Linked DNA regions of Mus musculus: region 1 is linked to region 2. Evidence: chromatin contacts called from ENCODE Hi-C data. All regions are on one chromosome and are shown on one strand. Each heading gives the region's core, a stretch centred on a gene start or an enhancer-like site at or near the end of the contact. The rest is flanking DNA. Distances are from core to core; before and after follow the strand shown. Region 1 has its middle 86 kb from the start of Phactr1. Region 2 has its middle 42 kb from the start of Gm40925.

Region 1 (5,331 bases), core at 1,045-3,544, 870 kb after region 2:
AGTATTGCTAGGATTGTTTCCAGGGCCCCCACAAGTAAACAAATCACCCTGGTGTTCAATTCCCTCATATAGAACAACATGGTATCTTTGTAGAACATGAACTCCTGCATAATGGAAGCCATTGTTAACTTATAATGCACAATACCATGAGAACAGTATATATATATATATATATATATATATATATATATATATACACTCACACACATATATATGTGTTTGTATAGTCATGCTACATATATATACATATATAGTCATATATATATACACTCACACACATATATATGTGTTTGTATAGTCATGCTACATATATATACATATATAGTCATATATATATATATATATATATATATATATATATATATATATATCTTCAGCTATAGATAGACACGTACATATTAGCACACATGTGACAGATGTGAGGCCAGCGATATGAGTCTGTAATTAAATATTAAAGGCAATGAAAGTGTTTTTTTCCCTGAAAAAAGCACCTTGAATAAAATTTCCCTGTACAGAAATAGAGCTGACAATTTCTAAGACTTGTAACATACATTATGAATATAAAGTGTCTTTTTCTTCTAGTGTTTAAAACTACTGCTGACACTCTATTATATAAAGCAGGCTTCAAACATGTGTAAACCCTTCTTTATCAATATAACCAAAGGGTTTTTTTTTACACTTTTGTTTTTATCAATATAACCAGCAACACTCCTCAGATAGGACAGTGACTCTATTGAAGTGCTCTTGGTAGGACATTAAGAATAACCCTTTCTGTAAAGAAAAGATGAAAAGCAAAGTCCTTGAGCCCAGAGACGCACACATTCCAAGAGTATGAGGGAAGAGCCTTGAGTGGGGCTTGAGGAGAGCCGAGCGTGGGTACCGTGCTGCTGAGCTGTATCTGCGAGAATGGAAGAGGCAAAGAAGCCAAGGCATTATCACGTCTTCTGATATCCACATATAAAATTCACTTCCATGGTAATTTTGTAAAACTTTGAAAAGATTGTCAGTATTGTATGCTATCTGAAACAATGCAGGCTTTCTCTTCATACCTCTGACAGTCTCAGGTTGTAAATAAAACAGACTCAAAAGAGACAGATGCATACATCTAGGTTTTGGTCATGAAACTTGTTCATCTCAAGGCTGTCAGTCCCAAAAAACAAAAAACAAATTGTGAAAATGAACTGAACTAGGCGGTTTTCTTGTTTCCTAACAAGTCTGGCTTCTATGAACCTTCTCTTAGCCGCTTACTCTATGAGAACCCAAATACAGAAAAGGGAGGTGGCCTTTTAGCTCAGCTCTCCAATCAGGCTATCTATCTAAACCAAACTGAAAGTTACCTTGTGTCCTGTTTCACCCAAATGGGACATGGAAATTGAGCTAAACCTCCCACTGGAGGGAACAAGACTGGACCAGAATGACAAATTGTAAGCCCGTGACTCAAGGCTGACCATAGACCAACAACAGGAAATGTCCATGAGGCTTATCACGCTGCTTATGGAAAACCCTGCACTGGGACTTATTTACTCTTGACAATGGCTTACGTTCTGGAATTTCCTTCTTCTGTGCTACATTGTAGTGTGAGTGCCCTTGAACCAGTGGAGAAAGATAGAGGCTGAGTTGATAGACAATCCAAAGCATGAATCACCAGAGACTACTTGACTAGTTACATGGTAGCTAGTAAACTGCCATGCCCGCCAGTCCCCTGTTAGAAACTAGAGATAAAGTACAAAAGCACTCACGTTTAACCATGGCTCAGAGTCTTTGGGACTTAGGCGACAGCAGATAGAAATGGAATAAACAATTCTAGTGAGGATGCAAGTAGATAAAACCTAAGAGTCTGGCTATGTTAACACCTCCGGTAGTAAAGCCTTTCCCTGAGAGCCAACAGGTACCATACATAGCCAGGGAAGCCACATGATGGGGAACTGTGAAGTCTGAGACATCCGAAATAGACATCCTGCCACAGTCTGCCTCATTATGAAACATTCCCCAAACACACTTTCGTAATAGACTCTGTAAAAAGCAGTTCTCGTGGGGAAAGCACAGCTCTGCCAAACCTGCTTAAAATCAATTTTGTGAACTGCAAGGCAGTCTTGGCAAGTCCAACTTTCATCACCTATTTGGCACATACCGGACTAGCATATCTGGAGTAACATTTATTACTTTATCTAAATGCGGCCCTTGGGGTCTGGGAGATGGCTGCACTGGGAAAAATTAGCTAGGGACATATAGGAAAGGTCTTTTATGCTAATTTTTCATGTTCTTGCTATTGCTTCTCAAGTGTTGTTTTCTCCGAAGGGAGAGCTGAAGTGAGGTTCCTCTCCATCTGTTTTGGCAGAATCGAGGCATCTGTCAGGGCTGAGCCCACCTTTCCCTCAGCTGCGACTACACAGAGTGATGTCCCAGCATCTCATCCAACTGCATCACCACGTAGATTCACAGCTACACACCCAACAGGATAACTTCTCTAGACAATGTTTGCTACAGGGTAGGCAAGTTGATTGACGTTTTCAAATCTCTATTAGGCACCTTTCCGCGCATGTCATAGTATAAACATTAATTTCTCAGCTATCTTGCCCAAAGTTCCAAAATCACACAAAAAATAAAAAGGTGTTTATGATACCTCAAAAAGGGTTTTGGCAGTGGAGATAAAGGCAGCATATAAAGTTTCAATACATCAAAGAAAGGGAAAAAATATTTTGGGAGCCTATCAGTATTCTCTTTGATGGGGTTAGAAGTAGCAGTTGGGTAGGTAAATATTTCTTGGCTCAGACAGAATAAAATGTTTCTATAAAGGGGAGAAAAGTTAGGCTTAAGTAAAGTAAAAACCAAATATGACAGTCAAGAGTGTGGTTCAATAGTGGAGCACTTGGCTAGTACAAACAAGGGACCTAGGTTCAACTCCCAGCATCAGAAACAAGCTAGCTAACTAAACGGGAACAGCTCTGTACCAAAGCAATCTCTCTTAAAAGTGAATGGAAATATCATAGACTCAGAAAACAATGACATATACATATACATAATATACAGTCATTACAAACCACTAATTTTTTTTAAAAATGTGATAAATATGAGTGAACATTCTAAATAGACATATTTCCCAGAGAAGTACAGTAGCAACCTATAAGCACACTAAAGACTTAGCATCACTATCACCAGCCATAAGCCTTCGAAGACTACTCACAGCAATGCCCAAATTCAAAAGCTCTGATAATACCAAGTGTTGGCAAGGATACAGAGCACCAGAAACACACGGGCACTGCTGGCCATAGTGTGTATAGTAAGGCCCTTTGGAGAACTTACTTCCAGCAATTCCACTCCTACACAGTCTCATGTGCCACTCACTGAGAAAAGTACATCTTGATGACGCTGACACTGGGAAGACACCATAGAGAACATTTAGGCAGATGCAGACCATGTAGGTAGGGCAGGTATTCTATACAGTCTGTCCCTGCAATCAATCAAATAATACTCTGGACGAAGCCACTGACAGCAGCACACAAACCCTTATTTTATAGGAAACATGTGTTTTTCACAAGTCGCAGGATTACTCTCTAAAGTAGAAACAACATACAATCATAAACAAACAAACCATAAAATAGTCATTTTTAATCATTGCCAAATATCACTGTGTTGTGACGACATGCCCTGTGCCTTTATGTGGACAGTAGTTTATTTACACCAGTGTCACCACATACACACGAGGAAAGCCTTGCATGACAAAGGCATAATGGATACAAAGTCCCTAGAGGATAGGATAACAGCTGTTCCATTATAGTCTTAACATAATCAGCTGTTGCTCAACATGTCACCATATAATAAGTAACTATATTTAATCATAGAAAAGTTGTGCCATATATACACAAGAGTGTGACTTGTACAAATATATATCACAACTATATTCATGATAATCCCAAGCTGAAATGGCACCAATGCCTGTCCATGAGAAATGAATATATGATTCATGATGCATTCATATGAAGGAACACTATTCATTCAAAAATACACGCAAAATACACCCTGCATGGATCTTGAAAGCATCGTGCTGAATTAATAAGCTAAGCCCAAAATACTACACACAGTAGGGCTCCCTATATACAAGTCCAGACTAAGACAAAAGTGACCTGTGGTTATTGATGTCATCGTGAGACCTTGGCTGGAATGAAGCAGAGGCGTCTCTGTGATGTTAGAAATGCTCTAGCACCGGTCTCTGGGTGGAGAACGCACAGATGGCAATCCTTCCAGACTTTTCTACTTGACCTTACCGTGAACTGTGGACTAGACAGAAAAAAACCCAGTACCTGAGGCTACTGAAGAGAGACAAAATCAGACTGATACCGGCAGGTGGGAGTCACTGGATAAAGAAAACAGAACGAAGTGGATTTCTATGTTGGCGTAGCTTTCAGCCTGAAGGGGAAGACAGACTGTGCCCTGCTGAGCAGCCAGAACCTGAACTCAAATATGCTGGGTCATTAGCTGAAGAACACAGCAGCCTGGATGTAAGAGAATAGTCAGGGTGGCTTAGCCTCGAAAACCTGACCACACCAGCTGTTAAGTCAGTGCTTCTTGGGGCTGGCGAGATGGCTCAGCGGGTAAGAGCACACTGACTGTCTTCTGAAGGTCCCAAGTTCAAATCCCAGCAACCACACGGTGGCTCACAACCACCTGTAATGAGATCTGACGCCCTCTTCTGATGCGGGTAAGAGCACACTGACTGTCTTCTGAAGGTCCAAAGTTCAAATCCCAGCAACCACACGGTGGCTCACAACCACCTGTAATGAGATCTGACGCCCTCTTCTGATGTGTCTGAAGACAGTGTATTTATGTATAATAATAAATAGATCTTTGGGACTGAGTGAACAGAGTTGATTGGAGCTAGCGGGGCTGACCAGAGCGAGCAGAGGTCCTAAAATTCAATTTCCAACAATCACATGAAGGCTCACAAGCATCTGTACAGCTATGCTGTACTCACATACATGAAATAAATAATTTTTTTAAGTCAGTGGTTCTCAACCTGGGGGTCTAGTATCAATACTTAGATTACAACTCATAACAGTAGCAAAATTAGAGTTATGAAGTAGTGATGAGATAATTTTATGGTTTGGGGGTCACCACAGCATGAGGACGTGTGTTAAGGGGTCACAGGATTAGGAAGGTTGAGAACCACTGTGTTAACTCCTGTACTGTGATATTCACAAGAACAATCCATCACAGTCCAGTTAAGATGGAAAGAATTGACAGAGCTTTCAGCTCCGTCTCCAGCTGCATGTCAGCCATGGTGCAGTTGATGTCTAGCCAAGTCATGTAACCACTAATGTGAAAAAACAGCAT
Region 2 (5,814 bases), core at 2,078-4,577:
GTGTTGCCAGCGGAGATTTCAGAGCCGCCTAGGATTGACTGCGCCATGGGGCTATTACTGGCCATTCTTATGCAGATCTATAATGAAAAGGAACAAGCTGAAAAAGGAAAATTACAAAATGTACAGTTTGAGGAGAAAGGGGGCACTGGGAAGCACAAGGGAGCTAAGTCCAGTGCTCAAGGAGATAAAAGTGTAAAGAATAAATAATAATAAAGGGAGTGGTGACTCCAGGGCAAGACTCCACCCAGCAAAGCTTAACAACTTCAGAAAAAAATTAAAAAAAAAAAAAAAACTTAGGGCCTGGTGTGGTGACACACACCTTTAATCCCAGCACTGGGGAGGCAGAGGCAGACAGGTCTTTGAGGTCAAGGGCAGCCTAGTCTACAGAGCAAGCTCCAGGACAGACAAGTTTAGAGAGTAAAAGAAACACTGAAAAACAGAAAGCTGGTAAAATGAGGGGGCCATGTTCCAGCTCCAGAGAGCAGAAGAACATGGTGGCTTTGGCCATGTGAGTCTGGCTTTAAAGCCAAGGATACCAGAAAGGGGTTGTAGAATCACTCTCTATGATTAAGGAAAGCTGCTGAGGTCAGGCTGTCCCTGCACAGAGGCTCAGAAAGGTCTTTATGTGAAGTCATGAAAGGGAAACCTGGATTGCTTTAGAGAAATGATAGGATGCCTGCCCGGGGAAAGTTGCTAACAGAAAATGGAACTAGCGAGGGGAGGGGGGAGGGGGAAGAGAGTGGGGCAGAAGGGAGGGAGAAGAGGGGAGGGGGGAGGGAGGGAGGGGGAGAGAGAGAGAGAGAGAGACAGAGAGAGAGAGAGAGAGAGAGAGAGAGAGAGAGAGAGATGCAGTCAATAAAGCTGAAAGGAGTTAGAGATCTGAAGAGCAATTTGACGTCAGACATGAAGATGCAGAGTTTGGAGTTTGTCCTGCAGGTTTATGGTCTTGCTTTGGTCCAGTCTTTCCTCATGATGCTCTCTCTTTCCTCTCCTTGGAAACAGTCATGTATATGCTGTTTCACTGTATGTTGAAAGTATGTGATCTGTAATTACTTCCAGATAGAGTGTTTTAGAATGGCCACTCTGGACTTAGAAAAGAGAAGCTGGAGCGAGGCAGTAGCGGATGGCACAGAGGGTGGTGGTGATGGGAATCACTGGAGGGACTCCTTCATCCTCAGGCGTTGCATCTCTCACTATGAGCAGGGTAACAGGTAGAGACACAGAAAGCTGAGTGGGTATGAGACACTTTTGGAAAGTGAGATAAGAGGTATTTATTCATTTTTATTTCATATACATTGGTGGTTTGCCTGCATGTATGTCTGTATGAGGGTGTCAAGTCCCCTGGAACTGAGTTACAGACAGTTGTGAGCTGTCACACGGGTGCTGGGAATCAAACTCAGGCCCTCTGGAAGAGCAGTCTCAACTCTTAACCACTGAGCCATTTCTCTAGCCCCAACCTTTCTTGGATGGTGGTGGATATGTCAGCTACAGCTTTCTTTTGCTGAAATCAGGACCTGGTAAGAAGCAGTTTAGAGAAGAGGGTTGTATTTTGGCTGATGTCCACGAGTGGAAGATTCCCAGGGGCAGGAGTGCGAGTAGCTACCACACTGTTTCTACCATGGTCAGTCAGCAGAGAGGGGTAGTGCTCAACCTGGGTTGGTTTTTTGTTTTTTGTTTTTGTTGTTGTTGTTTGTTTGTTCTTTTTAAATTTTCAGTCCAAGATCACAACCCATGGAGTGGTGTATTTATGGAGGGTTTTCCCACCTCAACTAATTGTTCCTTCAAATACCCTCACAAGCACCTGCCTAGAGGTGTGTCTGGTAGTCGAGTCCAGATCTAACCAAGTTGACTATTAAGTCTTGAGGGAGGGAGCTGGAGGAGAAAGAGAGGATAGATAGAAGTCTAACATATTCTGTAAGCATGTAACATTCTCAAAGAATAAATTACACACTATCTTAAAATTATCATCACAGTTGGATGTGGGATGAAGGCAAGTTGCCAGCGTTAACTAGGCTTTGAGGGGGATGTCACAAAGAAGCCTGGTGGTGCCGCTGAGCATGCTGGGAAACCAGGTAACAAGGCAGGAAGGCTGTGGGTGGTGGACTCCCTTATGACACATTAAGTTTTGGGTACTATTTTAGTTTGAATCTGCAATAATCCCCACAGGTGCGTGCTTTGAATGTTTGGCCCCTGTTTTGTGGTGCCATTTTGAAGGCTGAGGTAGAGTCGTTCTGTCAGAAGTATGACACTGTGATGGGCCTTTGATGTTCACACCTGCTTTTGGTTCCTGTCTCGCTCACTCTGCTTCCTGTCTGCCACCCTGTGTACAGACACCACTTACCACAAGGAGCAGGGCCCTCCCACCCCCAAGCCTTCTCTGTCATGGAGCCAAACGATGGAAAAAAAGAAACCCTTCCTCCCTTAAGCTTTTTCTATTGCATGTTTACATCAGAGAGGTTCAAAAGTAGCCAAGACGGGTGCTTTAGGGATGGCTAAATAGAGCTGGTGAGCTGACAGCCCAGGCCTCAGACTTCTGTCAGTATTAAAGGTACAGAAAACACACACATTTAATGCCATCAGAAGAGACAGTGGGGAGAGAGTGAGGAGACACGCTGAGGCCCCAGAATCTAATCTGAACCAATTCCGACACATATTATCTGGAAAACAAACCAAAACAGACAGCTGGTTATGTAATATTGAAAGGCTGAGAAAAGAAGCATTGGGGGTGGGGAGGAGGTAGACTGTGACTTGGGACTCAGTGGTCTAAGGCCAATGACAGCTGAAAATGACAGTTGGGCTTAGCACTCTAAAGTTATGGGTGTTCTTGTGTGTCTCTTGATACTCCTATGCCATGGCTCAGGGGATTAAAGGGACTCTGGCAGAGGAGACAATTGAGAAAACGAATATATCAGATTTCTCCTGCCATTTAGATATGAAGGGATAGAGAAAGCCAGGAAGACATTTTTCTTGTTTGTTGTCCTTAACTAAAAAAGACATCAAAATGAAAAAAAAAAAAAAAAAAAAACCACCAGAGGAAAGGTTGCGAGGACGTAACTGAGCAGCAGAGAGGACACAGGGTTCAGAGCACGCTGAGACACAGCGGGTGACTCTCCAGCTAGAGAGAGAAGCACCTCTCCTCTTCCGGCAACGATGATATTTTTGTCGAGGTGGTAATTTGCAGCAATTGCTTTTAGTCTGTATTCTCCATGCGAATAACTTCTGTTGCCGAATTACAGCTCGTTAGAGCTATACGAGATGTTAGAAGTTCCCGATCTCGTCTGTCTACCGCAAATGATAAAAGCAGGGGCCGGAGAGGATGCGGCTGCATTGGCTGCATCTGGGACCGCTTTCATCTTGGCGCATCGTGGGTGGATCACTGAGCAACCTTGAGCCTAGCTTTCTTCATGTAAAATGTGGGCCATAATTATCATGGAAAGGAGTCATCTGCTTTTGTTGGTGGTGCTACTGCTTTGAAAAGACTGTATCTCTCTGACCACCCATCTTTATGCCTACAGCTTATAGGCCTTAGCGTTACAAAAAGGCAAACAATTTGGTTGTGTTGCAGTTGATCAATGCTGTGTCCCAAAAATAAAAACGCATTTAAAGGCCTTTTAGATGCACACCAGGGACTGGGGAGATGGCTCAGTAGGGGAGAGTGCTTGCCATACAATTATGAGGACCTGAGTTCAGGGCTCAAGACCCCCTGGAAAGTGTTAGATGTGGTTGCAGGCATCTGTAGCTTCAGCTCTTGAAGGCAAGGCAGAGACAGGAAGATAGCTAAGACTTACTAGCCTAGCCCAAACGAATAGAGTTCCAGGTTCAATGAGAAACCCTGACTCAAGAGAATAAAGTGGAGAGGGCTAGAAATAAAATGTCTGTGGTCTTCCTCTAGCATCTGCATGGCACGCACATCTGTACACTCATGTGTACACACACCATACATACAGACACACAGGCACAGGCAGACAGACAAACAGACACTGCAGACCACAGTATTGATATCCAGATGTAGATCTTCCCCTTACTGGCTCCATGAGCCCAGTGCCTGTGAGCCCTTCTGCAGGCCATGTGTGTGTTGTGTTCTGTGCTTGCTGCTGGATTAACCACTACCTGGTGACAGTTTCTAGCTCATTATATAAAGGAGAAACTTTTCTTCTTGGAATATAAATCATCTCTTTTAATTGACTTATCTGTTACCTGCTTATTGTATAGTACAGATGTTTTGAACGTTTTTGTAATTTCAGATTCATCACTGAGCTGTAAAAGTGGTTCAGAGACCTTCTTCAGTATAACAAAGCACACTCCTCATCCCAGCTTCCACAGAGGAACTACCTTATGACCAATAGACTGCTTTCCAAACGTGGCCAGGTGGGACACTGATGCTCATCCTGTTGTTTAGCATCCGAACCAGTGCTGAGGCTCACAGTTAGCTGGGCCTCCAGCCCAGGAATCACTCTTTCTTTTCCTCAATGTTGACACTTTTGAGACCTGCCTCTTAGTTTGCATTGTCTGTGTTTCTTTATGGCTGAATTCTCCTGTTCTTATATCCATCCTCTCTCGTAAGCATTGCATCTTGGGAATTTGGGAGCTGCATTCACCACCAGCCTGTATTCTTTTTGCAGAGCACACATCTGCACAGAAGGAAACCTGCTTCTTGCCCCATGCCTAGAATGATAATATGGCCTTCAAGAAGTTGACGCAATGCTTATGGTTCTACTTGCATGGTTCTCATGAAATGGTTTATAGCATGACGGACTTTGAGTATTTTATTATCTAAGATACAACGCCATGCAGCTGGATACCTAGAAATGTCAGGTCTATGTTCTTCTCATTTGTCATTGTTCATTAACTAGGAACAGACCTAAATCATCAAGAGTTCATTCTTAGACTTAAGTACCCAGTCAATCAAAATTCTTCTAGAGTCATCAATAAATAATGTCACCATGTAATGACTCCCCGTGCCAAAGGAATGAGCAGTCAGGTAGGTACTGCAGGAGCGGCTTACTCCTCAGAAGACAGCAGACTCAGAATCATTACGAACACCCACAACAGGTAGCACAGACTATCGTCCTTCAGAAAGCTTCCTCTAACTTTAGTTCACAGGACACATGGAAATGCTTACCCAGGATTGGAAGCATGACTTCAGTCTGCCAATGTATTACAAGATGGCCTTCGCCTGAGAACTTGCCTGCACGTTTATTTATCCATGTATGGGATGTGTTCTAAGAGCTCAACGGGATGTCACACACAGGCTATTCTATAGGGAGGCAAAGCAGACATGGAGTTTGTTTGTAGAGAAATGTGATGGTGGATGTTGGTCATAAGAACAGCATGACCAAGCGTCATCAGACAGAGGAGCAGGAACACAATATAAAACAAATCAAAGCAAAAAGTAAAAACCGAGAAAACCATCATAGCTTCATGGAAGAGGACAGGTAGAGTAGAAGCCAAGTGGGGCAGTGGCCAGGGAGACCCCGTTTGGTCCTCCAGGAAGTGCCGCTGATGACTTTTAAGCACAACAGAGAGAAAAATCAGATTTGGATCTTAAAGTTCTCTTTAATGCAACAAAAAGACAGGTTACAGGTAGACACACCATTCTCATGGCGGCTCTGGCCAGGGATGATAGTGGGCAGAACCAGCGTGGTGGTGCAGAGACACTGGAAGAAGGAAGATGTTTTAGAGGAAGTGGCAGGGCATCCATGGGAGCTGGTTCAGACTGCCAGTTTTCACCCTCTTAGCCCTAAACTTAAAAAGCTCCTTTAACTCCATGTGCTGCAGTTTCTTTATCCATAAAACAGAAAACAATAATCATAC

Evidence for each region. A loop is a pair of places that touch in the nucleus more often than their neighbours do.
Region 1: a map of T-helper 1 cell shows a loop between it and region 2 (3-fold over the local background). The contact joins two enhancer-like sites. A Hi-C loop is called at or near these places in 1 of 37 maps with a recorded cell type or tissue (T-helper 1 cell).

Annotation. Positions count from the first base shown.
Region 1 is chr13:42,591,658-42,596,988 of GRCm38, forward strand. No RefSeq gene overlaps it. Among named protein-coding and RNA genes, the nearest start is that of Phactr1, 86 kb to the right of the region's middle. Within about 2 kb of position 2,295, at least 1 of the 3 ENCODE cell types and tissues checked has a DNase peak (open chromatin) inside an H3K27ac peak, as active enhancers do.
Region 2 is chr13:41,716,237-41,722,050 of GRCm38, forward strand. No RefSeq gene overlaps it. Among named protein-coding and RNA genes, the nearest start is that of Gm40925, 42 kb to the left of the region's middle. Within about 2 kb of position 3,328, at least 1 of the 3 ENCODE cell types and tissues checked has a DNase peak (open chromatin) inside an H3K27ac peak, as active enhancers do.